2 separate regions of the Homo sapiens genome follow, and region 1 is linked to region 2. A link is an interaction called in ENCODE POLR2A ChIA-PET data of the cell type or tissue named here. Cell type or tissue: GM12878. All regions are shown on one strand. Region 1 overlaps WDPCP (WD repeat containing planar cell polarity effector). Region 2 overlaps EHBP1 (EH domain binding protein 1).

Region 1 (2,500 bases), 410 kb after region 2:
TCAAAGACTTCTTTATCCATGCATTTTTGCCTACGTTATTTTAAAAACATTCACGATAGAATTCCATGTCTGTTGCTAACAGTAAGATGTTGAGCAAAATGGATACAGATACTGCCTTTTAGAAAGTTACAGCCTAATAGGCTGGGTGCGGTGGCTTATGCCTGTAATCCCAGCACTTTGGGGGGCCAAGGTGGGCAGATCACTTGAGCTCAGTAGTTCGAGACCAACCTGGGTAACATGGTGAAACCTCATCTGTACTAAAAATGCAAACATTAGCTGGGAGTGGTGGCACGTGCCTGTTATCTCAGCTACTTGGGAGGCTGAGGCAGGGGAAGTGCTTGAACCCGGAGGCAGAGGTTGCAGTGAGCCAAGATCGTGCCACTGCACTGCAGTCTGGGTGACAGAGTAAGACTCTGTCTCAAAAAAAAAAAAAAAAAAAAACTTACAGCCTAGTGAAGGAGATAATTAAACCAGAGTTATAATAAAAAGTGATATTTATGGTGATAGGAAAAGTACAAGATGGTATGGAACTTCCTAGAAGGAACAGTTATTTTAACATTGGCTTGTAGGTATTATCAGTTTGAAGCCTGGGATGAAGCCTGGACTGGAGATACCAATTAATGTCTTTCTGTTGCTGATTCCTGAGAGTTGATAAAAATGTCCCAGCAACTCAGGAGGCTGAGGTGGGAGGATGGCTTGAGCTTGGGAGGTTAAGGCTGCAGTGAGCTGTGATCACACCACTGCACTCCAGTCTGGGTGACAGAATGAGACACTGTATCAAGAAAAAAAAAGTTTTTCATTTTTCCTTTTGAGACAGAGTCTCATTCTGTCGCCCAGGCTGGAGTGCGGTGGCATGACCTTTCCTCACTGCAACCTCTGCCTCCTGGGTTGAAACGATTCTTGTGTCTCAGTCTCCCGAGTAGCTGGGATTACAGGCGTGTACCACCACGCCAGCTAATATTTGTTTTTGTTTTTGTTTTTGTTTTAGTAGAGACAGGGTTTCACCATGTTCACCAGGCTGGTCTTGAATTTCTGGCCTCACGTGATCCACCCACTACCCAAAGTGCTGGGATTACAGGTGTGAACCACTACTCCTGGCTGAGAAAAAAAAAAAAAGTATTTTCTTTTCTGTCCACTAAAAAAGTCTAAAAGCCAAGATTAACCCAGAGAAAACAGAAGAAATGGAGAAATAGTAGATTCTAGGTGTAAGACAGGGAATTTACAAGGAATTTACAAGATGAGTCTGGGACATCTCATGCCATAAAAGTTAAGCTGCTGCCAAAGACTAATAGGGTTAAAAGGACACAGGAGCCAACACACACACACACACACACACACACACATCCCAAACCCCAATGGATTAAAGACAAATGTGAAAGGTAAAAACTTTAATAAAAGGAGATTATCTGTATGAGATTGGAAATAAGGAAGGACATCTTAAACAAGATATAAAAGCATACCATAAAGGTATAATGGTGCATTCTTGTCTTTAATATAGTCAAAAATTTTTTTCGTCAACCACAAAGACAGGAAAAAGATAAGCAACAACTTGGGAGGAGTTATTTGTAACACTGACAAAGGATTAGTTTCTAAAATATATAAAGACTACTACAAATCAGTGAGAAAAAGGCAAAGAACTCAGTGGAAAAATGAGTAAAACATAGGAATAGGCATTTCAAGGAAGAAGAAACAAGATGACAAGAAACATATGAAAAGATGTTCAACCTCATTATTAATCAGGCAAATACAAATTAAAACCTCAATGAGAAACCACTACACAGCTACTAGGGATGGCAAACATTTAAAAACCTGAGTGTTTAAGTATTAGCAAGATGTGGAGAAATGGAAACTCTTATACTTGTTTAGTGGAAATATAAATTGGCAAAACTACTCTAGGAAATATTTGGAATTATTTATTAAAATTAAAGATGTGTATTGCCTGTGACCAGAAATTTCACTCCTAAGTATATACCCTAGGAATATATAGTTGCCCTGTTTGTAATAGAAAAAGCTAGAATCAACATAAATGTCCACTAACAGAAGAATGAATAAACTGAGTAGTGGATGAATAAATTGTATTCAGTCGGTGAAATACTATAGGCAGTGAAAATGAACATACCTACATCTACATATGTCAGCATGGCTATATTCAAAAATAATATTTAGTGAAAAAAGTAAGTAACAAGAAGAATGCACTATGTTTCCACTTATATAAAGTTCAGAAAGAAGTAAAACTAAACAAGTTGTTAAATGAGTTTGAGACCAACAATATAGCAAGACCCTGTCTCTACAAAAAGCCCAAAATTAGCTAGGCATGGTGGCATGCACCTATAATTCTAGCTACTCAGAGGGCTGAGGTGGGATGACTGCTTATGCCCAGGAGTTTGAGGTTACAGTGAGCTGTATTCATGCAACTGCACTCCAGCCTGGGTGACAGAGTGAGACTCTTTCTCTTAAAAAAAAAAGATTTTATTTATGGAACTTGCCTCATATGGGAAAA
Region 2 (2,500 bases):
AGGTAAGGTATTTATTTCCTCTGGCTTTTTTCAGGATTTTTTTATCTTTGATTTTCTGTAGTTTGAAATGGATATGCCTAAGTGTAGGTTTTTTGGCCTTTATCCTGCTTGGTGTTCTCTGAGGTTCCTAGATCTGTGGTTTGGTGTCTGACTTTAATTTGGAGAAATTCTCAGTCATTATTGTTTCAAATATTTCTTCTGTTCCCTTTTCTTTTTCCTCTGCTTCTGGTATTTCTATTATGTGTAGTGACATCTTTTGTAGTTGTTCCGCAGTCTTTGGATATTCTATTCTGTTTTTTTTTTCAGTCTTTGTTCTCTTTGCCTTTTTTTTTTTTTTTTTTTTGAGACAGAGTCTTGTTCTGTTGCCCAGGCTGGAGTACAGTGGTGCGTTCTTGGCTCACTGCAACTTCTGCCTCCTGGGTTCAAGGAATTCTGCCTCAGCCTCCTGAGTAGCTGGGATTAGAGGTGTGCACCACCATACCCGGCTAATTTTTGTGTTTTTAGTAGAGATGGGGTTTTGCCATGTTGGCCAGGCTGGTCTCGAACTCCTGACCTCAAGTGATCCACCTGCCTTGGCCTCGCAAAGCGCTGGGATTATAGGCATGAGCCACTGTGCCCAGCCCCTCTTTGATTTTTAATTTTGGAAATTTCTATTGTGATATACCCAAGCTCAGAGATTTTTCTTCCTCAGCTATTTACAGTCTACCAATAAACCTATCAAGATCATTCTTCATTTCCATCGTAGTGTTTTTGATCTCTAGCATTTTATTTTGTTTTATTTTGGTTGGTTCTTTCTTAGTATTTCCATCTCTCTGCTTACTTTGCCCATCTGTTCTTGCATGCCATATACTTTATCCATTAGAGCCCTTAGTATATTAATTATAGCTGTTTAAATTACTGGTCTAAGTATTCCAGTATCCCTGCCATATCTGAATGTGGTTTTGATGCTTGCTCTGTCTCTTCAAACTCTGTTTTTTGCCTTTTATTATGCCTTGTAATATTTTTCTTGATAGCCAGATGTAATGTACTGGGTAAAAGGAACTGCTGTAGTAGGCCTTTAGTGATTCAGTAAGGACTGGGTTTGGGGGAACATTCTATAGTCCTATGATTAAGTCTCAGTCTTTTAGCGAGCCTGTGCCTCTGGACTGTGAACTGTAGAAGTGCTTTGTTTAGCGCTTAGGTGGGGCAGGATGGCTAGAATGGGCTGGAGTTGGATATTTTCCTTTTCCCAGGTCAGTTAGGCTCTGACAAAACCCCAGCAGGCTAGGTTCTAGTTAAACAGTTTCTCTTGTCTTAATGAGTCAGGCCTCGTTAAGAAAAGAATGCTCTGGGATAATTCAAAATGGTTTATTTCCCCCTTTCCTTGTTGGGATCATGAGGGGATTTTTCTCTGTTGTTCACTGTGAGAATGTGGTAAAGCTACAGGAGGTAAAACTCCCAAAAATGTGCTTCCCCTTTCCCCCGCGACTGGGTCCCCCTGGAGTTTTTATCTCTCAGACTTGTCCATACTGAGCCTTCAGTAGTTGATCAATTACAGTTCAGCTTTCCCTACCCAAGTACTGGTTCCCACAGAGGTTTCAGCTCTGGTAAGTTGTGATTCTTTGTATTCACCTGCTAATCTCTCTAAATTTGGGGGCAGTGGTTTGCCCTGCGACCTCATTTCTGTTATGGATCTAAGAAGAGTTGTTGATATTTCAGCTTGTTCAGCTTTTTACTTGTTAGGATGGAGCGGCAAACTGGAAGACTGTGTTTAACTTTTGAGGAACTGCCAGACTATTTTTCGTAGCAGTCCCACCAGCAATGTATGAGGGTTCCAGTTTCATCATATCCTTGTCAGCCCTTGTTATTGTCTGTCTTTAAAAAAAAAGAGTTTTTTTTTAGAGGCAGGGTCTTGCTTTGTCAGCCAGGCTAGAGTGCAGTGGTGTGATCATAGCCCACTGTAACCTTAAACTCCTGGGCTTAAATGATTCTTCCCTCTTAGCCTCCCAAGTAGCTAGGACTACAGGGTCATGCCATCATGTCCGGCTAATTTTTTAATTTTTTTGTAGAGACAAGGTCTCACTATGTTGTCCAAGCTGGTCTTGAACTCATGGCTTCAAGTGATCTTCCTGCCTTGCCCTCTCAAGTTGTTGGGATTATAGGCACGAGCCACTGTGCCTGGCCTTTGTCTTTTTTTTAGTAGCCTTCCTAATGGGTATGAAGTGGTATTTTATTGTTCAGCAACATACTTTCAACTGTTCTTTTACTATTTTGATTGTAGACTGTATCTCCTAGCTTGTTGATTTGGTAGGTGAGGATTTAGCCCTCCTATCATATCCTCCCTGAAGCATACTTACCCTTCTCTTTTCCTATTCCCTCACTTCCCAGTCAGGTCTATCAGAGTTAGGTCAGAATTCATTGTGACTTAGTAAACATAGTTAGCAGCTGAGCCCTATAGTATTATCACATTAACATTTTTTAAAAATTTCCTTGTGTTAATAATTACTAATTTTGTTTTGTC

The links. Peaks named below come from ENCODE experiments on the same cell type or tissue, not always from the same donor. Only the 100,000 strongest peaks of a DNase experiment are listed, where the experiment ranks them.
Region 1: POLR2A ChIA-PET joins it to region 2 with 5 read pairs; 3 of 35 experiments call an interaction of 5 or more read pairs at or near these places.

Annotation. Positions count from the first base shown.
Region 1 is chr2:63,147,548-63,150,047 of GRCh38, forward strand. The region is part of intron 17 of WDPCP (WD repeat containing planar cell polarity effector); the gene reads right to left. Among named protein-coding and RNA genes, the nearest start is that of OTX1, 98 kb to the left of the region's middle. In GM12878, no CTCF peak of the experiment used is centred here; no DNase peak of the experiment used is centred here.
Region 2 is chr2:62,735,902-62,738,401 of GRCh38, forward strand. All of the region lies in intron 2 of EHBP1 (EH domain binding protein 1), which reads left to right. Among named protein-coding and RNA genes, the nearest start is that of EHBP1, 31 kb to the left of the region's middle. In GM12878, no CTCF peak of the experiment used is centred here; a DNase peak (open chromatin) is centred at 1,490; H3K27ac peaks cover 692 bases.